2 separate regions of the Homo sapiens genome follow, and region 1 is linked to region 2. A link is a contact called in ENCODE Hi-C data. All regions are on one chromosome and are shown on one strand. Each heading gives the region's core, a stretch centred on a gene start or an enhancer-like site at or near the end of the contact. The rest is flanking DNA. Distances are from core to core; before and after follow the strand shown. Region 1 overlaps MEF2C-AS1 (MEF2C antisense RNA 1). Region 2 overlaps MEF2C (myocyte enhancer factor 2C).

What was found. A loop is a pair of places that touch in the nucleus more often than their neighbours do. Pooled maps may share reads with other maps.
Region 1: a map of GM12878 shows a loop between it and region 2 (7-fold over the local background). The contact joins two enhancer-like sites. A Hi-C loop is called at or near these places in 1 of 168 maps with a recorded cell type or tissue (GM12878), 30 of 37 single-sample maps with no recorded cell type and 8 of 50 pooled maps.

Annotation. Positions count from the first base shown.
Region 1 is chr5:89,340,164-89,345,259 of GRCh38, reverse strand. The region is part of intron 7 of MEF2C-AS1 (MEF2C antisense RNA 1); the gene reads right to left. Among named protein-coding and RNA genes, the nearest start is that of LINC02161, 240 kb to the left of the region's middle. RefSeq lists an enhancer at 2,370-2,419. Within about 2 kb of position 1,404, at least 3 of the 41 ENCODE cell types and tissues checked have a DNase peak (open chromatin) inside an H3K27ac peak, as active enhancers do; they include GM12878, where a contact is called at or near this core.
Region 2 is chr5:88,731,067-88,736,630 of GRCh38, reverse strand. MEF2C (myocyte enhancer factor 2C) reads left to right here. Exons shown (of 11, transcript NM_002397.5): 7 at 4,730-4,902. Among named protein-coding and RNA genes, the nearest start is that of GSCAR, 37 kb to the right of the region's middle. RefSeq lists enhancers at 56-105, 1,238-1,337, 4,029-4,308, 4,429-4,478. Within about 2 kb of position 2,195, at least 9 of the 41 ENCODE cell types and tissues checked have a DNase peak (open chromatin) inside an H3K27ac peak, as active enhancers do; they include GM12878, where a contact is called at or near this core.

The sequences.
Region 1 (5,096 bases), core at 155-2,654, 610 kb before region 2:
GCACCTATACCTTTCAGGGTGGGGTACAAAAAGCCTACAAACCAATAGCTGGCTGATCAAAATTTTTACAAAGATCATTAATGACCAAGAACACTGGGAGCGAGGAATATTTTTTGCCTCAAACACAGAAAACTCATGACAAATTTTGACTTCTACTGAATCCTCAGCAGGCCACAAGAATAATGTTACCATTGAATTGGCTATGTAATATAGGCAGCTGATATGGGCTAGTTTGGGAACATAGGCTGATACTTTCTCTCAAAAGGAGCTTGTTTTATTTGTTGTAGTAAACTTGTTTCTCCATTTAGGCAATGAGGCCCTCAAAGGCCATGTTAAGTTCTTCTCTACATCTACTACCATGGATGGCTTATTGTAGGCACTAAAAATTGTCTTTTAATAATAAATTAACAGTTTCCTGCAAGTAGAACAGTATTCACAAAAAGCTTTCTTTAGTCCTTACACATTCATTCTTTGTTTGGAATTGTGATAAGTTTTGTTGCCATGAGAACACATTGCCAATTAAAATTTTGTTGAGAAAATAAAGATGTCACATTCAAATATCAAATAAATAGGTCACCTCAAACTCAACTAATAAGTTTTGTAGTGCATAGATAAATAATCTTTCTCTATTCTATTTTTTCATATCACAAATGATTATTTTAATATCATTTATAATTATTATCCAAATGCACAAAGTCATTTTTCACCCATGATAAGTGGAATGGACTTCCTAGACATTTCAAAGCAGTTCCCATGCCATTCAGTAGCATACAGATTCAAGGAGGTATTAACAGATGCATCACATGAAAATAAGTTAGCCATCCTGATCTCTCTCAAAGATTCTCAATGCATTTTTACATACTAAAGGCTCCAAGAAGTCTATGTGGGGAGAGATTGAATTTTAACTCACAGATCTCCAAACAGTTTATCACAACACACTTCTTTTATGACAAATTATCAGCCTTTGGAACACTGCTTTCTGAGGATAACAGTTTAAGATATTTCTTCTGAAAAATAATAGCTGTTTTCTTCTAGGAAGACATGGAAATATATATAGTGAAATTATAATAGACTTTGGAATTAGAAGCTATAGGTTCAAATCACCCAAACTTGTTGTGACTCTGTCATCCTGGAAAAGTTCTTTAACTTCTCTGAAGATTATAAAGACTGTCTCACAGGTATAAACTGCTCAATAAATACTGGTTTTATTTTTCTCACTTTACAACACCTCCCATATTCTGATAATGGACCAAGTACCGGGCTGTGGGCCCAGCTGGGGGTTAACATCCTTTAAACAAGTGGTGAGCCTAGCTTGTAGCACCTGTTCTTCTCGTGAGCCAGGTGGGGCATAGTGATATTGAGACTAGCAAAAGATAAGTGGGGAAGTGGTTATTCCACCCACACATTCTCACATGTTGCAAAATGCAGCTGGTGATTATTCTCTCAAGAGGAGTCTACTAGCATGAATGCCAATGAAAATAAGTCCTTGGGTCCTGTTTGGCACGTGTGCCTTAATTACTGACCCCCTACTCTAGGGAGGTCAACAAGAAAGAAGGTCTCTTCTTTTCTTTGCAACGGTATGAAAATGAAACAATCATAAAATCTGGCAGGAGAGTTAAGGTTAATAATTTTCAAAGAGAGTACTTGGAGGTTTCTTTACACTATAAGCACTATATAATCAAAAGTTTTCTTTTTCTGTATTAAACTATTCAATGTTAGTTATAGATCAAAATATTAAGTGTGTATTAAAACTTTTGCATTTTATAAAGTCATGAATAGATATGTTTTCCACAAATTTTAAACAGATGAAGCTTTAACCTAAGAACCTTTTTTATTAGTTTCTTCATTTTAGTTTATCCTAAGAAACGAATAACTAGTAGAGCACCGACAAACATTTTGGTGAAAGGGGTATCCCTGATTAAAATAGAGCTTCAGCTCTCTATGGACACATTGTTCACCCTCTCCCTATCTCACCCCCACCCTACCTACACTCCATCCCAACCCATGGCAAACTATAAGCCAAAACACATACCATGTAAGCTGTTTCTCCTTTAGAACAAACTTCCTTGGTCAGATTTCCTCACAAATTGGTTATATCTTCAGAAGAATTACAGCAAATTGAGGAATACAAATTGAAACCCACAAAAGACTGAAAATTAAATGTTTAAAAATAAAACTACATTTTTTTTCTTGGAAATCTAGAGGAATGTCACAAGATTCAGAACTCACATATTTCTAGGGACTAATTCTGTGGTTGAACCTAATGTCAGCTATATTATGGTTGGTTGGGTGACTCCAGGAGGAATGAACACCTGAGTCAGGAAGATGCCCAGCAAACTCTACAAATGAAAGGCAACACAGCAGCATCATGCATTCTTTTTTTCTCTTTCTCTTTTTTGTAATAAGAATGTGAAGTAGTTCCAGATGGTGTGCAAGTGGCCAGACTCAAACAAGTTACTAAGCTTGTTGGCATGAAAGAAGCTGCTTAGTGGTGACATACAAGTACAGAATCCCCACAGTCCTGCTTCCTGGTGAAACTGGAGAAAACAAACCAACAATAGAGAAATGAGTACTGTAATTTATCTTGGAGGCCAGTTAGGTTGTTTATCCCAAACTACATTTTGATTCCAGTTACAGTTTAATTATGAGTATTTGTTCTCTAACAGAGACTAAACAAAGGGTAACTATTTTCTTTTATCTTTTTCTTTGTTATGAAAATTTCAGTTTCATGTTTGCCTATCCTCTCTCTTTAAATAGTATCTTATACTATGTGAATGCATTCAGCCCAATTTCTTCCCATTTGCATGAAGTTTCTAAAATAAACAATAAGATCAGAAGTTTTTACGTATAAGAAATGCATGACTTAATAATGCCTTATGTATTTCTGTAAGCTTTTATTGCATCTATTTAACAAGTCCCTTTGGTTATAAAGGAGACACTACCATGTATCTCTGCCATCAAACTATTGACATAAAGTTTCAGACTCGGGGAAACCCACCAAGTCAAGTTACCCACTCCAGTAGCTACTGTCAAGATGTTTTTGGTTTTGACCATGAAATGGGAAGTTATAAATATATGAAAGGCATGTGGGTGATGTTCATTCTCTTCTGTGTGCCTCATACAGCTCTTCTCCCAGGGCAGCAGTAGCTGGGATTTGTCTTCTTGGTTTCAGATCACATATGCTCTTTACAAAAGATATTCAGTATTTGCTTTTGCAACTGTTCAAAAGTTACTTTAAGTGCATAATTTTTATCAATTATATTGCCAGGAGGTTTTTTCCTTCTATCTAAAACACCCTGCACTATGCTCGCTGCTACTTTTTATGGTGGGAAATTATGTTTTCCCTCTGTAGCTGTAGATGGACTCCCTGAAACTTGCTAAACCATCTCTGGGTTCTGTCTAAATTGTATTGATAAGGAGTGTTTGTAACACCTCTATTTTTGCAGAAAAAGATACTTCCAGATTGGGTTGGAGCAGAAAACAAATCCTATATTGCTAAAATTAATAATAATACTGGATTAATTTAAAGTGTTTAAATAAGAAACAAACTTTCACTATAATGGTCCCCAAATTTTTATATTTAATTCATATTTACTACCATGAGAGTAATACATTTTAATTGTTTTCATCTAACTTTTGCATTATTGATCAGTTTTTTTAAATGAACTTTCCTTTATCTACATTTTGGACCAATTCATTGTTTTTTGACCGTTCTCCTAAAAGATCTTGTTTTCATTTCAGTCTGTGTTTTAGTTGGTCTAGCTTTTTATTTTCTCATGAACCTTTTCTATTTCAGTTCAGATCAACTAGGATTGCCACATAGTTTTAACAAAAGCTATCAGGGACAGACAGTTGTAAAAAAAATTGAACAAAAAAGAAATTAGCAGAATATTAGTTTATCAGTGATAATCCACATGTCCTTCTACATGTAACAGTAAATGTACATTGTATTAAGTTGATGTTGTTTTTCAAAAATCCATCTTTGGTCTTTGAACAATTAAAGGTATTTTAAAACTTTTACTCAATGTTCAATTCTTACTGATCCAACTTCAAACTTTTCTGTCCATAGTCCATATGTTTTACACTATACCACAAATTGTTAAGCAAGAGGGGTTGAGGTCATTCACTTTTGAAAAAAATAAAATAATAAAATCAATCTCAATTTTGTTATTTACAACCTGTAAGATGTTCAAGTCACTTAAATATCTAAGTATCAGTTTTCCAACATTAAAATAGAAATAATAATATTTATCTTATAGGTTTATCATGAGAACTACAAAATGCAAATTTATAAACATATAATTTATAAATTAGATATATGGAGAAAATAAGCAGATCATGATAATTTTGGTTTTTAAAATATTTTTATTTCCATGCAATAATTTGACACAGAAATTGAATGAAAATATTTAATACATTGAAGTTTTTTAGACAGGAGATAGTCTACTGAAAATGGTTTGTAAATTAGCAAAAGTTATTATCTTTGCAAGAAAGTGAACATCAAACTTAGGCACTGACTTCTTGAAAAAATGTTACTTAAAGGGTCTTTTTGTTCCATGGTGACAGCTATAAGATTTTAATATAAATATTGAAAGAAGGAGTTGTCTCATAATTTATCAACTTGAAACATTGAAGTACTATAGTTCAAAACTTTGAAAGGAAGTCATTTTTCCAGATATCTGAGGCTCTTTGTTCACATTTTGGGCTTCATAGATATTAACCACATGAAACAAAGGTAATTTCTTCTACAAAGTAATGTAACACTTAATTTGAAATATATTTCCTAAGAAATTTCAGAATGAAAAAAATAAGAATCTACTTTGAGATTATAAGAAAGGTGAAAAGTAATATTGAACAACTCTTTCTCAAAGCTTATTTTTAAATAAATTACTCTGCATTTACTCAGTGTAGGCATATGCCACCAAACTACTGTCAGCTCATAAACATTCAGAACTCTGCTGTTTGATTTACTGTCAGGTACTCACAAGAGCACCCTCACTATTGCACCAGCAAGACTCTCACTGTTACAGTCAATAAGTAAGTTAATATAGTAGGTCAAAATGCAGACCTAGAGCTGGAAAGCACATCTCAAAACA
Region 2 (5,564 bases), core at 946-3,445:
CAGCTTTAAGGAACTCCTCTGAAGGCCTGAAACTCCTCTTAAGGCCTGGTGAAGAACCCCTCAAGTAGAGACCAGAGGCCCAGATGGAGAGTTGCTGAAATATTTTTTTTTTTTTTTTTTTTTTTTTTTTGAGACGGAGTCTCGCTCTGTCGCCCAGGTCGGACTGCGGACTGCAGTGGCGCAATCTCGGCTCACTGCAAGCTCCGCTTCCCGGGTTCACGCCATTCTCCTGCCTCAGCCTCCCGAGTAGCTGGGACTACAGGCGCCCGCCACCGCGCCCGGCTAATTTTTTGTATTTTTAGTAGAGACGGGGTTTCACCTTGTTAGCCAGGATGGTCTCGATCTCCTGACCTCATGATCCACCCGCCTCGGCCTCCCAAAGTGCTGGGATTACAGGCGTGAGCCACCGCGCCCGGCCGAGTTGCTGAAATATTTATTCAAATGGTGATGGAAGCCAAAGCTAAGATGGTGGCAGTGGAAGTAGAGACAGGCATTTCTGAAGAAAAATGAATAAGATTTGGTATCTCATTGGATATGGAGATGGAAGGAGGAGAGGGGATAATAGAAGATGACAGTTTGGTAGATTAAAAAATGGTTATGCCAATGGCAGAATTAGCCATGGTCCATAGTGACTAATTCTGTTTATGCTTATTAGTCTTATATGCTTGTATTCATAATTCAAAGTCCTAGAAAAGAAAAAGAAACAAGTGAAGAAAACTCAAAATGCCTAAACATCCAAATAAAAGAAAGTTTCAGAACTTTGAGCTCAAAGAGAGCTACATGTTCAAGTGAGCTCTGTGAGACAAGGCAAAATGCCTTCCTCATAATATCTTAAGCCAGGAATATGTTCTTTGAATTTACGACTTCTTAAAATAGGAGTCAATAAAAAAAATGCAGCAAGTGTTTGCAAGTTAACTGGGGAGAAAAATGTTTTTCTCCTAACACCACATTCAAGTTCTATGTATTGACACTAATATGAGTATATACAAACTTGTAACCAGAAGAGGTAGATTCTCTAATCCTTTATGTAAGTTAACTCATATATGCTTAAATTTGTTATTTTTATGTAAAACAATATTTTTAATCAAATGAAACTATAAAACAAACTGACTCTAAAGTTGGTCTGTACTTCATTTTCTTATAATCTATAATCAGGAAATCCATTCACTCCTGCTTTATAATTTTTGTGCCTTTAAGTGGTCAGAGGAATGTGACATCTGCATACAGTCACGTCTAAATTGATAATTGTCCAGGCAGAGGGTAATTTTAAAACATAGCATGAAAAAAGGTTGAATCCATATATTAGAAGGTTGTTGAGAGGTGGTGTTTCCCACCTCCCGGACCCCTGAATTTAAATGCGACCATTCTCTTTGGTGAATTTATCTTAAGGTGGGACAACAGGCTCAACACAGGCCGCAGCATTCTGAGTGAGGAGGAGGCTGCGGTTTCCCAGCCGGTTTAAATGCAGGCTCTTCTTAGCAGTAAACCACACGCATGTATTCATCATTGATTTTCAAATCATAGGTTTCTATATCACTGGTTTAGGATCCACAGTCTTGCATTCCTGAATCTATATTATGTCCAAAGAATAACAATTTGGTGGCTGGAAACAGAAATGGTTATTATACGGCTCCAAAATGCTAGCTGGCACAATATGCTAAAAACAGCAGAAATTCACTAGCAAAAAGCAGAATTTATTTGTTCTTAAAAATAACTTGATGCTCTAAAAATATGAATTTAAGAAGTGTCATCATGGTTCAAAATATTTTACATTTCAGTATGTAAACACCTTAAAATATGTGACTAATCTTCTAAAATGGCGTAATTTCCAAATAACAGGAAATATTCCAAGAGAAAAATAGAAGGCTTTTAAAATCAATTTTTTTAGTTTTGAGGTATTTACTGAATGAAAAGCTACAATGTATATTTACTTTTTTTTCCCCTACTGCTGCCCTGAATCACTGTTTAAAATGTGGGCAAAAAGACATAGGCTTTGTTGGAATTTCTCAGAGAGTTTACTGTAGAAAATGCTAAAAAAAAAAAAAAAAAAAAAAAAAAAAAAAAACAAACTTTTCTCAAGGCCTCCGTGAAGCATTTCCATTTTCGCACACTGGCCCAGTGCTTGTCATATCACAGGACAACACATTTCACGAAGCGGTTTTACTTCCTTTTAGCAAAATAACTCCTCCATGCAAACCAGTATCGGCATCTACCGAGCTGGGGTTTTAGTTTCTTCTGATCTATTCAAGCTTCATTGCACTGCTTAACAGACTTTTTTCTCCCCCTTCTTTTGAAATTACCCAGCTAATTTTCCATTTGATTGTTTATATAAACCAGATCTCACACAGGCTTAATAGATAAGTGACATATGTCTTCAGTGTGTCCATCTGACCTTCAGCTGACAGCAAAGTATAGAGCAGAATTGACCTTGATGTTCTTATTCTCTTTTTATCCCGTAGAATCTATTAATTCAAACTAAGTTCATAACATATTCACAATAATGATTCAGGATGACATATTAAATATAAAACTCCTCTAAGCACTCCATTTTGTCAAGCTTTTTTTTTTTAAGTGAACATACTCTCTTTTGTTTGTTTTTTTCTTCTAGTGAGAGGAAGTAAATGCATTGTTTTATGTAACAGCTTTTGCCATGGAATACTGTTCGAATTTACTGTAAAGAAAATTTGGGGGTTTGTCATATTTATCTAGCTTTAGAGAATTTGGCTAATATTCCAGAAGTTTTCTTATAGAAGGGAATTGATATTCAGATTCAACCAACATTTCTTAAGTGAGTCCTGTCACTTAACACACGTTTTGGGGGTGTCCAGTTTGCTTTATTTTTGTTTTTTTGCCCCAGGAACTGGGATAATTTTATTCATAATCCAATTGACAGACTTAATCTTGTAGTTATTTGTTATATATTCAGCCTGTTTATTCATGCATAAAATGAGACAGGTAAATGAATGGGATATGAAGAACAAATCTGCTTTATACAGTGTGCCTCAAATATATTTTGCTTCTAAAGATGTTCCCATAAATATCTCCTGAAATATACCTTTGCTCTGCCTTCCCAGTTCCTCATGGCCTCTATCTCAGGCCATCAAAGTAGTCTCCAGACTGGTCCACACTAGCAGGCCTTACTAATTCCTGAGTATACCAATGCCAGTAGATCTTTCTGACCACTTAGAGGTCTGTGTCATACCTCTACTCTGAAACTTTCATTTCCACCATATAAACCCAAGGACTTTTAGCCTGGAATTTGAGATCTCCACAGCCCAACCCCTGCATCCCTCCAGAGCCTCTGACACCCCTCTCTTTTCACGGGTCCCCTTCTAAACAGGTTCCTCTCAGTGCCCCTTACCATGCTCTTTAAACTCCTACCTCAGCCCTTTCCTACTGCCCAGTCACAAGCCTAACATATCTTCCTATGGCCTTTCTTTAAGGCCCTCATCAATTCCTGCCTCTTCTGTGAATCTTTTATTGGATCACCTCTTCTCTCCCGGGAACTCAATAACACTTAATCTGGATTACTCTGCAGGCACCTCACCCTACGCTGCCTTGTATTGGTCTTTATGTTTTCCATGAGTATGTATTGGATTACCACAAAGAGATTTCAGAGCTTTTCAAGCCTGGGGCCTTGTCTTTGCATCCTCACTGGGTAGCACACAATCTCACTCATGCAGGGGTAATAGATACTTGTGTTTTGTAATGATGGCAATAACAATGAGGTTTAACTGTCTCCTTTAGAAAGCTTCAGAAAACAACTGTCTAGTTTCTAGCAAGGATTGTTGAATCAGGTAGCTGAGTTCTCTTATTCTCCCTTCAGAGGCAGTGGAGGAAATCAGCAGATGTCTTTCTGAGTCCACTGTCATGCCAGCTCTGCTGGCATTTGTAATCAACTCCTCCCTAGCTCTCTTGGTCATATTTTGAAATATGAAAAACGCAGACCTTGGGATACCCACTTTTCTGTTAGTAGGATACTGAACATCAGAGACCTAAGAAAACCCTTTCAGTCTTCCAGTTCAATGGCTATTCCTGTGCCTTGGTGAATCAGCACTTTAGCGGAGGCATCATCACTTCATTTCAGCTCCAGGGAAGGAGTCTTGCTTTCTGAAGTTCTGTGTGAGGAGGAAAGCAAGGGTTGTACACTGAACTTAGTAAGGAGGGCAAAGCAGATGGAAGAAAAACCATAGAGAGAATTCACTCAGAGAAAAGCGGAACTGAACAGCAAAATGTGTAAGCGGCTTCCCCTCCTCCTGCCTGTCCTAGAAATTACAGTCTTGCTGGTATGCCCTTTCTTCATTTAAGGACACACAGACACACAAAATAAAACCCAAACCAGTGAACTGAAAGAGTGAGTCACGCCAGCCAGGCCTCCGCCAAGCTAGTCAATTAAAGTGCAAGACCAGTTCTGTGCTTTTCTTAGACCCTGAACTACTGTCTGACTTTCTTCCTGAATATTTTTGATAGGAAAAAAAGTATATGCTGACTTCTGAGCAAGTTGATGTATATTGGCTCTCTTCTCATAAAAAGTTTTTAATCTTCCTTCAGAGGACTATTGAATACTTAATTGGGTTACTTGTCCCATGGAGGTCAAATCAGTCATCCTATGGTTTTGCAATGTACGTCTTACCATTAAGCTTTTGTTTTTATTCTCATGTTGTGTATTCTTCGGAAACGTATTTGACCTAGATTTCTTCCTAAATGCTTTATTGTTTTTTGTTAACAGGGAACGGGTATGGCAATCCCCGAAACTCACCAGGTCTGCTGGTCTCACCTGGTAACTTGAACAAGAATATGCAAGCAAAATCTCCTCCCCCAATGAATTTAGGAATGAATAACCGTAAACCAGATCTCCGAGTTCTTATTCCACCAGGCAGCAAGAATACGATGCCATCAGTGGTAATACAAAACTACATTTTAAATAAATATTGATAATGTTTTGTATATGTTTTGCTGTTTTTATATTTGTCTAACTTGATGAATTACTTAACATTCTCCCAGAAAATTAACATAACAGTGCCATTGACAGAGCCTTGCTTGTATTTAGCTATTATTTCTGGTAACTGGTTTGCATTTCCCTTTTCCGTGTAAAAAAAATATATATATATATCTGGTGAACTTCACTAGGCTGATGTTCTAGGATAAGAAAAACATTTTCTTTTAAGGCTTTCAATTTATAGTTGGAAAAAAATCAGACACTACCATCGGTCAATCTCTACGTCCCATAAGCAGAGTAATAATAGGTAATGAGGTACTTTATAACATAGTATTTTTACAATATTTATGTCCTCAACACGCTGACAATGAGAAAGTACTTTCCACAATTTCTAAATGAACTTTCTCCTGTTAATTAGCAAATCCTTTCTTAGATGTATTGCAATGATTATATCTAATACATCGCATGCCTACACACTGCCTCAATTCATCTTTCCATACATTTACTTCATGAAAATAGCTATCTCTCAAAAGCAAATTAAAATCCTAGGCATTTTAGGAACAAAGGTTATATTTTACATCAAAAAAGAATTGTAGCACCTCTAAGGAAGATAAATAAATAAGAA